Linked DNA regions of Mus musculus: all the other regions are linked to region 2. Evidence: chromatin loops called from intact Hi-C (ENCODE). Cell type or tissue: gastrocnemius. All regions are shown on one strand.

The links. Hi-C counts contacts between places; a loop is a spot of excess contacts. Peaks named below come from ENCODE experiments on the same cell type or tissue, not always from the same donor. Only the 100,000 strongest peaks of a DNase experiment are listed, where the experiment ranks them.
Region 1: it touches region 2 in a loop (3-fold over the local background); 2 of 42 quality-filtered maps call a loop at or near these places.
Region 3: a loop joins it to region 2, with 6 times the contacts of the local background. A loop is called at or near these places in 18 of 42 quality-filtered maps.

Annotation. Positions count from the first base shown.
Region 1 is chr7:64,372,993-64,375,492 of GRCm38, reverse strand. It overlaps Fan1 (FANCD2/FANCI-associated nuclease 1), which reads left to right and starts at 1,437. Exons shown (of 14, transcript NM_177893.4): 1 at 1,437-1,558; 2 at 1,739-2,500. The coding sequence starts at 1,990. In gastrocnemius, a CTCF peak has its summit at 1,443; a DNase peak (open chromatin) is centred at 1,411; H3K4me3 peaks cover 1,387 bases; H3K27ac peaks cover 1,435 bases.
Region 2 is chr7:63,752,512-63,755,011 of GRCm38, reverse strand. It overlaps Otud7a (OTU domain containing 7A), which reads right to left. Exons shown (of 14, transcript NM_130880.1): 12 at 266-380; 13 at 12-96. Among named protein-coding and RNA genes, the nearest start is that of Gm39023, 99 kb to the left of the region's middle. In gastrocnemius, a CTCF peak has its summit at 1,485 (motif pointing left); DNase peaks (open chromatin) are centred at 20, 953, 1,363 and 1,676; H3K4me3 peaks cover 786 bases; H3K27ac peaks cover 1,444 bases.
Region 3 is chr7:63,853,972-63,856,471 of GRCm38, reverse strand. No RefSeq gene overlaps it. Among named protein-coding and RNA genes, the nearest start is that of Gm39023, 2.6 kb to the right of the region's middle. In gastrocnemius, a CTCF peak has its summit at 996 (motif pointing left); a DNase peak (open chromatin) is centred at 985; H3K27ac peaks cover 1,342 bases.

The DNA of each region.
Region 1 (2,500 bases), 620 kb before region 2:
ACTGCTGGATACTCTGATGAAGAAGGATGGACGACCCTCAGCAACAGAAAGTAGCCTATAGAAGTCTATGCCTCCTTTCCCCTCTAATATTCTTTCCTACCTAGCGTTAGGGAGGTGGAAGGGAGAAGGGTGGAATAAGAGATGGAACTGAGGTAAAGATATGAGAACCTAATGATGTAATACAACAAATACGCCAACATTTTCCCCTTTGTCCATTACGTTTTCTTCTTTCTTCAGTCCCATTTGCTCCGGCCCAAAGATGTATTTACTGTTACATGTAAGTACACTGTAGCTGTCTGCAGACACCCCCAGAAGAGGGCGTCAGATCTCCTAACAGATGGTTGTGAGCCACCATGTGGTTGCTGGGATTTGAACTCAGGACCTTCAGAAGAGCAGTCAGTGCTCTTAACCGCTGAGCCATCTCTTCAGTCCCAGCCATTATATTTTAACACATGAGTTTGGGGGCCATTCTCTGACTATGGCCCCACTAATAGGACATTTAAAAATCTCCCCAAGTTGGTGTTTGTTTCTGAGACAGAGTCACACTATGCAGCCACAAGAAGCCTTGTAGACCAGGCTGCCCTCCATCTCAGATCCGCCTGCTCCTGCCTCCCAAGTGCTGGCATTAAAGGTGTGTATCACCACGCCCAAAAACATCCTAAATTTTATTCAAAATAGGATTTATCTTTTTCCTCTGAATAAATACTTTTGAGTAATTATCTCATCTCCCCACACTTTAAGGTGTTAGTTTTAGCAGTGATTTAACTATTACATAGTTTGTATTTTTGTGGAAATTTTAACAATTTGCTATACCAGGCTCTTGTATGTGCACATAGTTAGGAACTACATTTTAAGTCTAATCGGACTAGTTTTACCTTTAAAGTATATTAATCATGACCATTTCCTGTCATTATTGACCTGATTTATTTGGTTTTTCTATTTATTTTCTCTCTGTTCATCTAACTTTCTCTGGTCCTTCTTTCATGTCAAGTCAAACTAATCATAAAATATTTATCATGATTAGCGTATCATAGCGTTTCATTAATTTTTAGTTGTGTTAGGAATGCTGGGTGAGATGACGGCATGGCTTTAATCCCAGGACTCTGGAGGCACAGGCAGGATGATCTCTGAGTTAGAGGTGATCCTGGTCTACAGAGTGAGTCTGTAGGTCTACAGAGAAACCTTTACTCAAAAAACAAAACAAAAAGGGATTACCACCACAACGGTTAATGTTCTGCTACCTTAGTGTAAAGCTCTTGAGGTAGTAGAGTACAATCATGTCACAGTTTCCTCAGTCTACACACTCCATTTCTCTTTTGGTCCGCCTTCTGCTCGATCACTCTGTCCTCCACTAGCTGAGCCTTGGAGCGAAGACGCGGGGATCGGCTGGGGATGCCTGTAGCGCCTTGCTCTGGCTGGTCCGGGCTGCGCAGAGCGACTGCCCGCCTTGTGGCCCTTTGAGAGCGACTCAGCCTGTTCCGCTGCAGTGAGTTCAGGGGAGTCTGAGCGAGTCAGCGTCCTCTTTTTAAGACAAACGGTTCTTAGAAAGGCCCTGAAAGTAAGTGCAGCTTGGTCCTTCCGAAGCGAGGGACACAGAGCATGCGCGGAGCTGCAGGTCCGCTCCGATCTGTATCCACTTCAGGGTTCTCGTTCCAGAAGTTGCCATTCTACGTTTCAGTTGTCGGCCGACCCCGTAAATGTATAAAAATATTTTTAACTCATGTATTTTATTTTGTAGGAAGAAGTTGAACGAATAACGACATCAAATGCTATTTCACTTTGTATTAGTTCACGGCGAGAGTAAAAGTAACCCTTTAGGGTCCTTCACCTGGGGTGGCCGCTGTATTAACTGATGAGGAGGTAGCAGGGACCCTTTTTTTTTGTTGTTGTTTTTACTAATTCAAGCCAAGTGAATGAAAGTAAAACATTTCGGTCCTTACCTGAGATGACCTGATTTTCTTCTTGGGTCGCCCACTTTCTCTAATAGTCATGCCGTCACAAAGGAAATCACCTGATCAAAAAAGACCCCGTAGAAGCTTATCTACCAGCAAAACTGCAAAAAGCCAGTGTCATTCGATTACTTCGTATTTTAACAGTGCACCACCTGCTAAACTTGCATGTTCAACTTGTCATAAAATGGTGCCCAGGTATGACCTCATTCGGCACCTTGATGAGTCTTGTGCTAACAACGGTGTTGGTGATGACGTTCAAGTAGAGCCTGCTCAGGCTGGATTAATGAGTCCAACTGTGCCTACATCAGATTTACCCAGTGGTCCTTTAGAGAATGTGACACCTCAGAAATTATCACCACCAAAGAGAAGTTTAATTTCTGTCCAATGTGGTTCAAAACTGGGCATACAACAGCAGACCAGTCCCTACTTTAAAGATGCCTTAGTGTCCAAAGATCAAAATGAGCTTCCAAATCAGAGTGTAGAAATTATGCCTTTGGGAAGTCTGACATCGAAATTGTCCAGACGATACTTAAACGCTAAAAAATCAC
Region 2 (2,500 bases):
TCGAGGCTCACCCGGGTCTCGGAGGGGATGCGGATCCACGTCACATTCATGTAGCTGTGTAGAAGGTTCAGCTTGGCTTCTAGGGACAGGATGAGGCTGACAAAAGAACACCCAGTGAGAAGCTCCGGAGGTGGCAGGAGCTCACTCGCCTGCGCGTGCAATCCTCTCCCTGCCCTTTAGTCCCCCAAATCCCAACAGGAGTCCTGTCACCACCACTCTCCCGCAGGGTGTTGGGGTCCGGACTGGACTGCGGGGCAGGTCTTACTTGGCTAACCGGGCATTGTCGTTGTCATCTTTCCCCCATTCCCAGTCCTTTCCCGGGTCCACAGCAAAGTGCAAGGGCAGCAGCTTGTGTTCCGAATCCGTCAGAGGGATCACAGCTGAAACAGAAGAGAGAGGCATGGTGACAGGCACCTCATCTGCCTGCCAGGAGGCTGGAGGCACCAGCAGAGTTCAGAGCTCAGAAATTCAAAAATAGCTGTCCCAGGGCAGGTAACCTAATGGAGACAGAAGGTAGACTCAGAACTTGCATACCACGAATGTTAAGACTATAGGTTTCAAACTTGTTTCTATTATGTAGGCGAAGAGCAAGCAGGTGGAGGCATCACCTGGACTGACAGGGTCTCTTTCTGTTAGAGGGCAGGCATCTCTCTGCTGTCAGGATGAGAAAAAGCTATGGGTGCTTTTGCTATTTCCGAAGAAAAACCCAGATGGGTGTGGTGAACCACGGAAGGCCACTTTTGGATGACCTGCTCCTTGCCTCCATTTCATCTCAGAGAAGGGCAGAATTTGCAAGTTGGGAGAGGTGTGAGCTGAGCTCTGCTGAGGCAAGACTGGAGGTGGGGGCTGCACCCCCCGCCCCCACCAGGGAGCTCATCTGCATAGGACCAGGCAGCAGGCTCCTACAGAAAGCATCTAGTGACAAGTCCAGGAGAGGCAGTGTTGGCCTACAGCCCCTTTAAAAGGGGAGCAGAGAGGGAGCCTTCTGTGGCGGTGGTGATTAGGTGGGGGAGTCTGGCCTGTTACTTCTCAGAGGAGCTGGTTCACCACAAAGCATCTGGACAGAGGCACACCAGCCACCGAGACCAGTATGGGTGGGGTCAGTATCTACCTACAGGTGTACTGAGATCTGATGAGTTCCCGAGGGATCCCTGCTCCTAGCAAATGGAATCCTTAATGTCACATCTGCTTTCTCCTCAGGGTGTTGTCAGGGGTAGTGAACAGGAAGAAGTGTGGAGATGGTTTCCAAATTCCACCTTCCTAATGAGTACCAGTCTCCTTTCTGTCACTTCGCTCAGGATGCCCCACCCCTCTGGAGTCTCACCACCGCAGAGAAGCCCAGCTCAGGGCCCCTGGCAGCTGCTTTGTTCCTTTGCTTGCCCGTAGCCTATGATTCATACTAGCAGTGCCATGGCAAGAACAAAAAGGCAAACAAAACACAGAAAATCCAGGAGCCAATACTGCAAAGTTGAGAAATTAGATGCGACTCAATGCTGCCCTCTAGTGTTTCTAAAGAGACTGTGAGTGCAAACTGCTTCTCCCCCCCCACCCCACCCCCTTTCTTCCCACCTAAACAGATGAAAGGCAGTTTTGTGGATCACCAGCCAGTTTAGGGGTTTTCCTTGTGTGTGGCCAGCCATGGAGCAGTGTAGGTAAGGTCTGACGGGGGAGGGGACTGGGACATCTCATTCTGCTTTGATGTGGCTTTCGTTTCCAGGGCTGAGCTCAGCCTGTCTTGTAGGTCAGCAAACACACATTGAGGCTTTGGTGTGGCTTCCTACCGGTGGCTGGGGGACAGCAGAGGTGATCCTTAGGGACACTGCATCCCAGACTCACTAGAATTGTGTCCCCTAGGGATCTGTACTTCATACAGAGGGCCAACGCAAGGGTCCTGAATCAGGATGGAGGGCTACGTTGTAAATAAGCTTCCCTGTGGATCTTCAAATCAAGGTGTTTTGGAAAAGATTGTTATAGAGGATAATAACTTGTCAGAAATAATTCCTGTGGGTATAATTTGGGTGTTCTGGGTCAGGCTGTCTACCCCTTCATGGGCCAGCTGTGACTATACTTTCCATCCTCTTAGCAAGGGGGTGTGGTGGGGAGTGGTTTGCTTAGCTGAATGCACAGGCTGTGAGCAAAGTAATATGGTCAGTTCTGGGCAATATGGCCAGGCTTAGGGGACGTTTCCCTCTCTGCCCATGTCTCCTACACAGACAATGCAAGTATATGACGTCAGGAGCAGGCTCTTGAACCTCATTGGGAGAAGAACTGTCTGCTAACCAGAACTCCAGCATAGGCTTTGTTGACTTGGGAGCCCAACCTGAGCCACTATGATTTTGTCTGGTTTCTGATAAATTACCTAAACCAGGACGTCCCAGCTTTCTTACCTTACGGCTACAGCGTGCCTGGGGATTCTTACCCTCAGCAGATAGCCTGGACTGGGTTCCTGGTCTGTCTACTCTGAGAAGACAACTGAAATACATCTGAAGATTCTAGTGCT
Region 3 (2,500 bases), 100 kb before region 2:
AAGGTGGGGGTGAATCAGATCTCCAGGATAGCATCCTTGATGCTGGGGGAATCACAGAAGCAGACATCAAGAGGTTCAGGACCAAGAGGGAACCCAGAACCCTTAATTTTAGAGCCTGCCAGACATGGGTCCTACTCTCTCCTTCCAACCCCTCCTCCTCCTCTCTGCTTGAGCCTTCATGAGGCTCAGCCTTTGGGCTTTGCTACTTCCAAGGACTTCAGGAATCCAGGGAGTGCAGGCATCCAGGCTGGGGGTGGGGGATGGGAAAAAGGCCCACCTTCACTTTCAGGCCTGCATTTTACCTGGGGATGGCTGAGAAGTGCATGCACATGTGTGTTCACGTGTGTATGTAAGACAGGAGACATTGCCTTCTACCTTGTTTGAAGCAGGATCTCTGTTGTTCGCTCTCCATACAGCATACCAGGCTAGTCTGCCCAGGGACTGCTTGAGAGTCTGCCTGTCATCTCTCTGGGGGGCGGGGCTTGAGGATTGCAGATGCGGTCTGGGGTCCTCTTGTATGAATGGGAACATTCTACCCACAGAGACATCTCCCAGCATTCCCCTCTGTTTTAGACAAGATGGCCTGACACGATCTTCCTATCTCATCTAGTTCTGCAGTAAGGAATCATACAAATGTGTACCGTCGTGACTAGCTTTGATTTTAGCCCATTGTGGATTTGGGGTCTTCTGATTCGGGATGCTCACCGTGAACTTTCTAGTCCGATAGAACCATGGTGAATGGTGCTAAAGATGCATCGCATCTTCTTCTGCTATAGCAGAGGGGGGGGATGAATGGCCGACCCAGACTCCCTGCCTAGCACCTACAGGGCAGTGTGACATGGCCATCATTTAAGTGACACCATTAGGTGACTTGTCCAAAGGAGATACTGTGCCAGCTCCCAAGGGCAATTAAACCCCACCTCTTCTGACCTGCAGAGTTTTGCTCTTTTCACTATTGTCCACTGGGTCTGTCTGCTGCCCCCTGCTGGGTGGCACAGTCATGTTGGTGAGGAGCACAAACCTTCTAGCCAGTTGATGCATCCAGATCAAAAAATCTTTCCACACAACAAAAAAATTTAAAAATTGGGCCTGCTTGCCTTGAAGCAGGGATCCCGTGGCGGCTCTGCAGGAACTACCTGCAAGAAGGCGGAGCCAGGCACAGAGGCTCAGAGATGGAGGGCTCACCATGCTAATGGATGCCCTTGCTCTGGGTAGCCCTAGCCTTCCACATGGTAAGGTTGAGCCTCCTCACACCTAGGAGCTGCAGTCAATGGGAATGTCCCAGCAGCTCCAGGCAGAAGCAGTTTCACCCACAGGCAGCTGGTGTCAGGATTGCCTACCCGAGGATGGCAGCTGCCTAATTCCAGAGGCAGGGCCCTGGTCCACCTCTCAGCAGAATGTTCAGACCCATGTGGGGACGGGGATTTCTAGAAGACTCCAAGGGTTCTTCGGGCTCTGGGAAATGTGGTCTGCCTAGAGGTAGGTGTGTTCCTCTTTTTATTTTATTTTATTTTATTTTATTTTATTTTTTCACTTTATATCCCACTCACTGCCACCTCTCCTGGTTCCTCCCTCCTACAGTCTTTTCCTCTATCCCTCCCCTTCTCTGATAGGAGTCCCCCCACCCCAAAGTCTCTGCAGTGCTAGGTTCATCCTCTCCCACTGAGCATCATCCTCTCCCACTGAGGCCAGACAAGGCAGCCTGTGTAGAAGAACATATTCCACAGACAGGCAACGGTTTTTGGCATATCCCCCCCACCCCCCGCTCCTGTTGTTCGTGTCCCTCATGAAGACCAAGCAAGCTGCACATCTGGTACATATGTACAGGGAGGTCTAGGTCCAGCTCCTCTATGCTCTTTGGTTGGTGGTTCAATCTATGAGAGCTCCAAGGGTCCAGAGCTGTTGGACTCTGTTGCACTCTTCCTGAAGAGTTCCTGTCCCCTTCGGGACACTCAATCCTTCCCCCTACTCTCCCATAATAGTTCTCAAGCTCCAGCCACTGTTTAGCTGTGTGTGGAGCATCTGTCTGAGTCAGCTGCTGAGTGGAACCTCTCAGAGAACAGCCATGCTAGATTCCTGTCTTTGAGCATAACAGAGTATCATTAGTAGTGTCAGGGATTGGTGCTTGCCCATGGAATGGGTCTGGAGTTGAGCCAGTAACTTGTACAACCACTTTGGACATCAATTTGGTGTTTTCTCAGAAAATTAGGAATACCTCAAGACCCAGCTATACCACTCCTGGGCATATACCCAGAAGATGCTCCAACATCTCACAAAGAAACTTGCTCTATAGCAGCTTTACTTAAAATAGCCAGCAACTAGAAACAACCTAGATGCCCCTCAATGGAAGAATGGTAGAGAAAATGTGGTACATCTACATAATGCAATACTATTCAGCTATTAAAAAACAAAGACATCATGCATTTCACAGGCAAATGATGGAACATCTTCCTTTGGAGAGATAGCTCAGGGGTTAAGAACACCTGGTCTTCTGCTTATT